Regions from separate parts of the Homo sapiens genome. Here region 2 is linked to region 1. The links are chromatin contacts, found by Hi-C in ENCODE. All regions are on one chromosome and are shown on one strand. The core of a region is the stretch at or near the end of the contact, and the rest is flanking DNA. Distances in the headings are between cores, read along the strand shown.

The links. A loop is a pair of places that touch in the nucleus more often than their neighbours do. Pooled maps may share reads with other maps.
Region 2: a map of naive thymus-derived CD4-positive, alpha-beta T cell shows a loop between it and region 1 (9-fold over the local background). The contact joins the promoter of PPA2 here to the promoter of GAR1-DT in region 1. A Hi-C loop is called at or near these places in 2 of 168 maps with a recorded cell type or tissue (CD8-positive, alpha-beta T cell and naive thymus-derived CD4-positive, alpha-beta T cell) and 5 of 50 pooled maps.

Annotation. Positions count from the first base shown.
Region 1 is chr4:109,812,004-109,817,773 of GRCh38, forward strand. GAR1-DT (GAR1 divergent transcript) reads right to left here and starts at 3,379. Exons shown (of 2, transcript NR_186620.1): 1 at 2,828-3,379; 2 at 916-1,597. GAR1 (GAR1 ribonucleoprotein) reads left to right here and starts at 3,759. Exons shown (of 7, transcript NM_018983.4): 1 at 3,759-3,801; 2 at 4,150-4,375. The coding sequence starts at 4,162. RefSeq lists enhancers at 3,135-3,234, 3,405-3,804, 3,815-3,864, 4,215-4,264, 4,435-4,504.
Region 2 is chr4:105,469,999-105,475,311 of GRCh38, forward strand. It overlaps PPA2 (inorganic pyrophosphatase 2), which reads right to left and starts at 4,064. Exons shown (of 12, transcript NM_176869.3): 1 at 3,896-4,064. The coding sequence starts at 4,052. RefSeq lists enhancers at 3,245-3,414, 3,705-3,824 and a silencer at 4,045-4,254.

The sequences.
Region 1 (5,770 bases), core at 2,129-4,628:
AGTAGCATTTGCAAGATTTATAAATTACGGCAAAATTCAAGAAAATTTTTCTTCTATTAAACACTGCTGCAAAGAAGCAAAGGTAAAGATATATTTACTGTCTTCATATTGGAAAAAGAAGGTACCTCTTGGAAGAACTGTGTCAGTATCTATTTATGGTACCCTATCAACGATTGGTTCCCTCAGAGATTTCAATTCTCATTAAAATCCTGACATATTCACAACTCATTGCTTTCTTCCCAGAGAGTGCTGATGTCAGAAAGTTTTGGAGCAGAAATGAAAAAAGTTCTAGATGATGCTATGAAGATGACTTATCAAACATAATGCAATTCACTTCTAAAAATTTTTTTTTTTAAACTATGTGAAAACCTGGACAAGGCCCATATAAATCTCCTTCCACATGCGTAAATCTTATGGCTTAGCAGATCATTTTGGGGGAATCCAGCTGGCATGTCATGTCAGTACTCAAGCACCCTGTAAAGAGGTCTGTATGGCAAGGAACTGGGGCTGGCAGTAGGCAGCATCAGCTTGCTAGGCATGTCAGTGAGCTCCCTCAGAAAAGGATCCTCCAGCCCTAGTCAAGTCTTCAGTGGACTGCAGCCCCAGGTGATACCTTGACTGCAACCTTATGAGAGACCCTGGGTCAAAATCATCCAGCTAAGCTGCTCCTTAATTTCTGACCTACAGAAATTACACAAAATAATGTTTATTGACACTACGGATTGGAGTGAGAGAAGGTAATACAGATTCTGCTCCTTAACAGGACGCTTGACCTAGAAAGTGAATCACAGAAATACATTCAAGAAAACAGTAGCCCAGATTTTACCAAATTCTTTGAAGATAAAGAATGGCTGTGGAAACCAGCATTTTTGTTTTTTTTTGCATTGCTGTAAAGAAATGCCCAAGGCTAGGTAATTTATAAAGAAAGAGGTTTAATTGGCTTATGGTTCTGGAGGCTTTACAGGAAGCATGGTGCTGGCATCAGTTTCTGGTGAGGTCTCTAGAAGCTTACAATCATGGCGGAAGGTGATGGGGAGCCAGCATGTCACATGGCAAGAGTGGGAGCAAGAGAGAAATAGAAGAGGTCACAGACTCTTAAAACAACCACATCTCAAGTGAACTGAGTGAAAACTCACTTATCACCAAGGGGATGGTGCTAAGCCATTCATGAGAATTCTGCCCCCATGATCCAATCACCTCCCACGAGGTCCCATCTACGACACTGGGAATCAAATTTCAGCATGAGATTTGGAGGGAACAAACATCCAAACCATATCACCTACTTAACAGACATTTTCATCACATGAACTAGTTGAACAAGGATCTTCAGGCCCTGGAGAAAATCGTTTTACTTCGAGTGACAAGATTTTTGGGTTTAAATAAATATTGAATCTTTGGAAAAGTTATATTGCAAAAAGGGATCTTGAAATGTTTCCACTGCTGCTTGGACTTTAGAATAAGGAAGTCTCAAGTCTTACCGAAAACCACCGTGGGGAATTGCAGAACAAAACCGAACAATATTTTCCTTCCCCTGGAACACAACTGTATAACTACGTGAGGAACCCTTTCCTTGAATCTTCTCAGCCTGAGCACCTGGCTTTGAGAAAAGAGGAAGAACTTTGTGAATGTATGACTGTAGATATAAGATGAAATGTACTTATTTGTGTTTCTCCTTCTTTTTTTTTTTTTTTTTTTTTTTGAGACGGAGTCTTGCTCTGTTGCCCAGGCTGGAATGCAGTGGCGCAATCTTGGCTCACTGCAATCTCCGCCTCCCGGGTTCAAGCGATTCTCCTGCCTCAGCCTCCCAAATAGCTAGGATTACAGGCGCCCGCCACCACGCCCGGCTAAGTTTTGTATTTTTAGTAGAGACAGGGTTTCACCATGTTGGCCAGGCTGGTCTTGAACTCCTGACCACAGGTGATCTGCCTGCCTCAGCCTCCCAAAATGCTGGGATTACAGGCGTCAGCCACAGCACCTGGCCTGATCTGTGCTTCTACAAGTTTTGGATTTCTGAGAAAGAAGAGCAGCTTGACATTTTTAAGAAAGTAATAAACATTTTGACATACTTTAAAACTTCTTGTTCAAGCAAGCTTTTTCTCACTAAGTTTTAAGAGTAAAGACAAAAATCATCTCATTTCAGTTGAAAATGCAATCTGTGTGTGACAATCTCAAGTTCAATTCAGAATTGAGCAAATACACAGCAAAAGATAAGCAAAGGTTTCATACTAAATAGGTAATTTTCATTTTTTGTTTCAAAAATAATACACTTATATAGGCCCATAAAAAGACCAACATTCGTTAAAATCAAATTGCAGCATTTACTAAACTAAAAGAAAAAGAACAAGTAAAGTTTCCTCTCTCACTTATTTTGTTTTTTGTTTGTTTTGAGACCAAGCCTTGCTCTGTCGTCCAGGCTGGAGTGCAGTGGCGTGATCTCGGCTCACGGCAACCTCCGCCTCCCGGGTTCAAGCGATTCTCCTGCCTCAGCCTCCCGAGTAGCTGCGATTACAGGCGTGTGCCACCATGCCCGGCTGATTTTTGTATTTTTAGTAGAGAAGGGGTTTCACCGTATTGGCCAGGCTGGTCTCGAACTCCTGATCTCAAGTGATCCATCTGCCTTGGCCTCCCAAAGTGCTGGGATTACAGGCGTGAGCCACCACGCCCCGCCTACAAAGGTATTTTAAAATCCCATTTACAATAACCCTCTGAATTAGATAGGTACCAAGTTCCACCCTCTTCTAAACACGAGATCAAATATCAAGGTAAGGTCTCAGAGGGTTTGGGTGTAAAAGACTCCAACCAAATTTAATAAATGGGAAGTCATTACCTTTATTTGTGAGAGAAGCTTTGGAGAATGTGGGGGAAGCTGATGTCAAATATAAAGGGCTTAAAGAGAGAAGAGGGAGAGGAGCTTTCAGCACAGTCCAGTTCACAGCCCGTCGGTGCTCAAAACATACTTGAATACCTGGTACAAAAGATAAAAATGATGGTTTGGTTTTCTATAAGACAGCATAGTTTCTTTAAAATTACACACACACATGCATTGCTTTTCTTCCTTTAATTAGTTGAGACCATAGGACAAAAGAAGAGGCATAGTTGAGCGCGTAATGGTGCGAAAATCAAAAGGTTGGGAAGAAACAAGAAACTCAGATAAACGCTTCCGTCGGCTGTGACAGGTTCTGAGGCGCCCAGATCTACTGGACATAGCGCGGCTCAGAAGCCTCAGAGACCTGTCCGCACAGTTCCTGAAGTTAGCAACAAATTAGTGAGTGCTGTTGCGGGCCATTTTGCAGCCAGAGAAGCAAATGCGCAAATGCGCCCAGCCAGTCAGCACGGACTTCAAGAACCAACTTCATTCCTTGCAAGGTGCTTTAGTTCTGGCCGTTAGGGCGGCAACCAAACAGAAACCTGCCCCGCCTCTGGGAGAGAAGGCGGATCCCTAACGCCAGCTATCTCCAAGAGCAACATTGCCGCAGCACTTCCGGGACGTCGTGCTGCAAAGGACGCCGCTGTTATACGTCACTTCCACGGCTCAGCGTCAGGCAAGTTGGCCTCTCTGTTGTAAATTAGTGGTTAAGGTTATCTATTATTGCCACTTTTCCAGCGCTAAAGGCTGTTTTGGAACCAGTGTTGCTTGTTCCGCGGGTGATTGGCTTTTTTTTTTGGCAAACCAGTTATTCAAGTTTCTGGTCTTTAAAAAACTCTGTGGCGGTACGGTAACCGAGGAGGTTCCAGCGCGGCGGAAGTACCCCGCGGGTGGGTGTGTGCGCAAGGCCAGGGCCAGAGGGGCACGTGGCGCCGGTGAGTGGCCGTAGAAGCCGGAGGATTTGAAAATGCTGGACGTGGAACCCAACTGCCGGAGGGAGGGAGGAAGGAAGGGGATGCGGTGCGAAGACCTTGCTGTCTGTAGGGGGAGGAGATACTAATCATGGGGCGGCAAGGGTGGTGTGTGGTCGGTCGGCGCTCACGAGACCATGGAGAAGTAAACTCTTCACCCATCAGGTTGGTGGTCACTGGCTGTCTGACCGTGGGTGAGGTGACAGGGCTGCTTTTGTCTCCTTTATGGTGTTCTCACCGCAGCTCCGAGGGGTTGGAGTATACTCAGAGGCTACAGTGATCAGAAGACATAGGTCGTTTTTTTTTCATCAGGGAGGAGAGAGAATGTCTTTTCGAGGCGGAGGTCGTGGAGGCTTTAATCGAGGTGGTGGAGGTGGCGGCTTCAACCGAGGTGGCAGCAGCAACCACTTCCGAGGTGGAGGCGGCGGTGGAGGCGGCGGCAATTTCAGAGGCGGCGGCAGGGGAGGATTTGGACGAGGGGGTGGCCGCGGAGGCTTTAACAAAGGCCAAGACCAAGGACCTCCAGAACGTGTAGTCTGTATGCAGTCTTCAGTATTTAGCTTATTTGAAGGAGTAGGTGTGGGTTGGGGGTTTGTGTTGTTAGGCAGCAAGTTTGGGATACACAAGCCTGTGTGGAGAATGTAGCATGTAAGGGTGGAGTGGGGAGATCAAGAAAGCTGAGGGATACTTAGAATGCATCTTGGAGGTGGAACTTGAGGGTTGACAGGAAGATATTAAATAGGTAATCGTGAGTACTTATGCCTAATTCCCCGATTTTACAGATGAGAAAACTATGATTTAGAGTTAAGTTTTTTTGCTGGGGTCATAAGGTTAGTGATAAGTGATCAATTAGTGATATAGCTGAAATACAGGCTGGGTGCGGTGGCTCACGCCTGTAATCCCAACACTTTGGGAAGCTAAGACGGGAGGATCTTTTGAAGCCGGGAGTTAGAGACCAGCCTGGATAATAAAGCAGGAGACCCTGTCTGTACAGAAAAGAAAGAAATACAAAGCCAAGTATTCTGACTCCAAAGCCCATGCTTTCTGTTACTACTCAAAAGTAGATAAGTGAGAAAACAATTTGCTTGAGAGGGAAACTGCCAGAGAGGAAATCTAGAAAAACACCTATTTAGGGTAGTTTTAGAGTAATTAACAATGAGATGGGAATGGAAGTCACAGAAAGTGAAACTTACTACATTAAAGAGGAGAGAGGGTGAGTAGTGTCTAACTAAGAATGGCTTGGATGAGTATGCAGGATGGTTTGAAAGGAGCAGTTTCTAGAATAAAAGGTCCCAGCCCACAAGCTGTTGTACCAGTCCATACATGAGACCTTGAGAGCCTGAATCAGGATGGTGACAGTGAGGAAAAAAAAGGAAGGGTTAGATAGGAGAGAGATTTCAAAGGAAACAAAATCGGTAGAACTTAGCTAATGCTGATAATAAAGGGTTCCAGGTTTTGAGCTTGGGTGATAGGAATGAAGACTTGGTTTTGCAGGAATGTGGTATTTTAGTTTGGGGTGACAGTCTAGTTAGAAATAAAGGTAGTTATTTTGAGATTCCAGATGTCCTTGAAAACAATGAATCATTGTTAAAGAGGTGGTAGTGGGAATGGAAAAGTTCTAAGGCAAGAGAAAAAAAAAAAGAATGAAGGCTGATTCTGTTAGGCATTGAAGAAAAGGGAGAACCAAGAGAATGAAGCAGAGTTTTGAATCAGATAATAAGTTGTAATAACATAACTGTTACAGGTTGAATGGTGTCAGTGTGCCAGGCACTGTTCTAAGCACTTGACATTTGTTATTCCATTGAGTGCTTACATTACTGTATATTAGGTATAGCTATACATTATATGTTATTAGTGCATACTAAAAATGAGACACTGAATTAGAGAGAGGGTGGGTAACTTCTCCTAGGTCAAATAGCTAGTGTGTTGTGGA
Region 2 (5,313 bases), core at 2,814-5,313, 4.3 Mb before region 1:
AATTTTAAAGAACTGCTTGGTTCATTCCCAGACTAAATAAAAGCAACTTGAATTATCCACAGCACTATTTCTCTAAGTAAACCAGTTGCCTATCCCATAATAACAAAATTCCTAATTATGGAAAGCATAGCTTTTCCCTATCCTATGAGAACAGTATGAAATCTAAAATAAAATTTCAAGTTATTAACGAAACAAAACAAACAAAAACACGCAAGATATCAAAGGAATACTGGCATGCAGCATTAGGTCTTTGGCTCAATATAAGTGAGTCTAACTTCATTATGATTTCACAGTTAATTTAAAAGACTGCAAGTACCCATTAAAACTTTAAGACCTAGGAAGCCGGGCACAGTGGTGCATGCCTGTAGTCCCAGCTACCCAGGAGACAGAGGTGAGAGGATCGCTTGAGCTGGGGAAGTCAAGGCTGCTGTGAGTCGTGATTGCACACTGTGCTCCAGCTTGGGCAAAAGTATGAGACCCCATCTCTAAACAAACAAACAAACCAAAAAAATAAAAATAAAATGAATAAACAACAACAACAAAAAACCTTCTGAAACCTATAAATTAACAGGAACACTTCAAAATAATCAATCACATCACCTTATTTTCTCCCTTCACAGAATCTAATAATAAGGATTTTAGTCTAATGTCTTAAAGTCAAAAGGGAAAAATAAATAACATTTATTAAATACCTATCACGTGTGAGACACTGATAATTACACACATAGTCTCATTTAACTGCCACAGCAATTCTATAAAATTACTAGTGCTATCCCCATTTTATTTACGGAGAAACTGAGCTACCGGATGTCATCTGAAGGTAAGGGATGCCTCTGGTTAATTCAGTCGAGTGACTTGTCCAAGACGGTAAAGTCAGGACTACAACTTAAGTGGTTTGACTATTAGTTTAGAACTGTTACAGCACAGTTGCTTCTGGAAGTTGCAGAAATCATAACCCTGATGTCACTAAGATGTTAACAAATGTTCTGAGAAATAAGTACTCTGTGGTTCAGTTTTTGGAGAAGTTACATCCGAATTTTCCAGAACTTAAATAGGCAAATTCTTCTTCAAAAAAGTAATAAAATGGGAAGTGTTCTAATTTATTAAACCATGAAACCCTCTGTTTTAACGAAAACCTAATAATATACCATGGGATGCTTGTGTTCAACTAAGCAGTCTGGAAAATGATCATCTGGTCCAATCTCCTCATTCCATGGTTTTAAAAAATGAGATGCAGGGAGGTGAAGTGACAGCAAGATACTAACAGGGTCAGGGCTGGCACCAAGGAGGCCTGATGATTCCCATCAGGATACCCTTTCCCCTAATCATCCTGTCTCACTCTTTCTACAAAGTTTAACACCAATTTTTTTTTAAGTATTACATCAATCATTTATTCTGATTTTACTGAATGACAGTAAAGAGAAACCATTTACAGACATGAAGCTCGAAAATGTTCTACCTCCCAATGCACTAGTATTTCAGAGACTTGGAATATATTTGGAGATGTGGAAAATGATTACACTTTAGTAACACTGAGTAACAATTTTAGGCCAAGTATACTACACTCATATTTTTTTTGAAGTGAGACATTAGTCCACCCTAGTACTGCATACAGACACACTGAGTAATAAATATCCAATCTGTGATCATCTTTATAAAGGGCAATTTATTCGTTGCTTTCCCCTTACCCCATTCGCCCTAGAGTGGCTTCGTTTCACTTTGCCCTACCCCTTCTAGCAGGTAGTAAACAGTCCTGGCCAGTGATGCCATCTGGCGGTTAGTTCAGAAATTGTTTAACCAACACACCTTCCAATCAGGATCTTACCATCGGGACCCTCTCCAAAACCACACTCCCCTTTCTTCCAGTTTTTGCCCATTTACCTTAGTAAAATCGGGTTTTCTTCTTTCCTGCCCTGTTTATCCAACTGAATGAAAAACGTATTTTATTTGTGGCACTCTAGTTACAGAAAAATCATGAGTCCTAAGTACATTTGCAGCTAAAGAAACAAACCAACAATAAGAGGCCAACATACTCCCAAAAATGCCCCCATTCGACATCCTGTCTTAACAGAGACTGTTAGAATCTCCGTTATTCATCCAATGCCTTCAGGGAATACCAGTGCTGAGAAGGACCTTGAGGATCATCGTTTCAAGGTCAAAAGCTTCATTTTACAGCTGAAGAAACTGGCTCTGTGAGAAAGAACTGAAGTAACCACCCACCCAACAGCACACAGCGAGTTAACGGCAGAGCCAAGATTATGGCCTAGGACTCCCCATTCCAAATCCGGTACTGGGTCAACTACTCTGTGCGCTCCTGGCTTCTCAAGCCTGTTTTTGCTCAACCAGTGTATTTACTTTTTCCATAATTATAGTAATATTGTGAATCTCTGTACTATGCCTAACAGTGTCTAGCACACTTCATAAATATTTATTATTTGGGTATCTATTAATTACCGTACTTATTGCAAATCTAGAATACTTGCAGTAGACAGGCCTTTTTTCAATCTGCTTAAAAAGCGAACTGCCACTTCATAATTTTTTCTGACTATTCCCATTAATCATCACATGGTAACCTTTTAGAACATAATCCATTCAGAAATTTGAGACTTCCTGTTCACCTGATCAGTCTTAACCAAAGATAGAAGAAAATATGTGGCATAGGGTGAAAACTGCAACCAATTTTGAAGAAAATAGAAATTCTAGTACTAGTTGCATTATAATCACACGACTTTAGGCAAACTCTTCTTTCCCACAAAATAATCCTCGACCCTAAACTCATGTAGCATAACTGCAAATCTCTCATAAATTACAAATATCTATAATGATTATCGGTATTAACAATAGTAATTTATATTTTAGGCCCTGTGACTAATCAGTTTACATATATAATGTCATGTAATACTTGCAGCCCTATTTTACGGATGAGAAAAAACAAGGCTTAGCAACTTAAACTCGTCCGGGGTCACAGAGTTAAGACGTGAAGAACTCGAGGGCCTGCTTAGAACTGAAAGCCTCCAGAGCCAGTGCTCCGAAAAGGGGAGCGATAATGCAAGGCCCACTTTGATACTACCACTCCAAGGCTCTGCAGTCAGTGGGGAGTGAAGGCAAGCGACCGACATCGCTATTTTCTGTTACGGTTAACGTACACAGTGAAACAATGGGGTACACGGAACAATGAGTCACGAAGACCTGGGTCCTTTCTCTGAGCTCGGCAACTCAGGGACCCCCCCGAAGTCGCTTAGCCTTCTGGGCTTGTTCAGCTTGGGGAGGAAAAGGGGCTGCTCCGGAACCAACGAGGCTTTGGATGGTGGATCACACTCAGGGTGTAAACTTGTGCGTACCAAGTCAAGCTTCTGGGGAAAGAACCTTCATCAGAGTCCCTCCAAAAAAAGAAGACGCGCTGGATTAGGCATCCGCAAAGTTCCGCCTGCCTCTCCGACGTCAGGGAGCTCCCGCAGTAGGAGGTTTCTTACGCCTCTAGGAAGGCCGGCGTGTGGGCGGGCTCTGCCTTCCCTTCCTCACTGAGTTGTGTGAACCGGGAACGGCGGCCGGGCCGGCTAATGGCTGCAGGCCGCCGCGGGGTGGCCGCTTGCACTCTGCCTACCCCTCGGGGAGGGCGGCTGGCAGGGCACAGGGCGCTATCTACCCCCCAGCCGGCAGCCCTGCGCCTCTGCTCTCCGCTTTGGGGTCTTGATCCGCCGCCTCCTCGCTGGCAGTTCTCGTGACTCGGTGCGCGCTCCCGCGGGAAGTAAGGTGGCCTGGACCGCGCGGCTACCGCTGAGGGCCCCAAAAAGAGAGAAGGGAGACCGCGCGGGGCGTCCCAAGTGTCCCCCATTCCATCCCCCACCCAGGTTTCTCCGGTGCGCCGCTCGGCGAACCTCCGGGAGCTACTTACTAAAGAAGAGGCGGTAATTCTGCGAGCAGGGCTGGCCGCGCTCCTCAGTGTGGTACAGGGCCATAGCACGGCGCGACCCGGTCCCTGCACTGGTCCCCAACCGCAGGCACGCAGCGGCTGGGGCACCCGTGCGCAGCAGCCGCAGCAGCGCGCTCATGGCGTCAATGACGGTCCTGCTGTGCGCGCGGAGCTACCTGGGGGCTCGGCCGGGCCGCACGCCGGTGCCCCCTACCGTCCGGAGTCATCCCTCCCGCCCCGGCGCTCGGGCTGCGATCCTGGTCCCTGCCAGTGGAATCTGGAACACCAGCCAGTTGTGCGCACTATGCCCTCAGCGAGGCCGCAGCTCAAAGACGAGTGAGACAAGACCCACCACCCCTGAAGAGCTCACTGCCACTCGTTAATTCATACATTTATTCATGCCTTCATTTATCCCGTCAAGAATTACTATCATGATTTTTTAGTATAGTGATGTAATATTGAGTGATTACTCTGTGCCAGGAACTGCTCTAGACCCTGTCCAATATAGGAGATGAGCGCACATGCACGCAAAGACATCACTATAAGACAAAATGATCAGGCCACCACGTGAAAACGGGACGTTGACACCGACTTACAGAGCAAAAAACCCTAAGTAGCTTACTCAAATGCCATCTTCTCCATAAGGCCATTTCCTAACCCAGTAGAGATTATTTATTCTTTCTTTTATTTTATTATTTTTTGTTGTTGTTTTGTTTTTGAGACGGAGTCTCACACTGTTGCCTGGGCTGGAATGCAATGGTACAATCTCGGCTCACTGCAACCTCCGCCTCCTGGGTTCAAGCTATTCTCCTGCCTTAGCCTCCTGAGTAACTGGGATTACAGGCATGCGTCACGACGCCTAGCTAATTTTTGTATTTTTAGTAGAGACAGTTTCCCCATGTTGGTCAGACTGGTCTCGAACTCCCGACCTCCATTGATCCGCCTGCGTTGGCCTCCCAAAGTCCTGGGATTACAGGCGTGAGCCACCGCGCATCGGCCAGGCGGGGTGGCACACACGCCTGTAGTTCCAGCTACTTGGGAGGCTGAGATAGGAGGATGGTTTGGGCCAGTATCCAGGAGAATGGATATTGTAGAACAACCAGTAGTCTGCCACGTGTCATTTTATTTTTTTCTAGTCCATCTTCTTTGGGACTATCATCATCTAGGCTACTTTCCTACTGGGCACCCAGGTTCTTTCAGCATCTCCAATTATCGTGTGATCATTAAAATTGAGATACTGGTCTACCCAAGTTCCAGAAAGGATTCCTAGGAGATATTGTGACTAGCTACTTAGAGACACTCTACTAAGATTATAGATCCTAAAATGTTTTTGTCAACAGTGGTACCTTTGTAATGTGTCAACTTGAATAGGCATAACTATAAGGCAAATGCTCCCATAA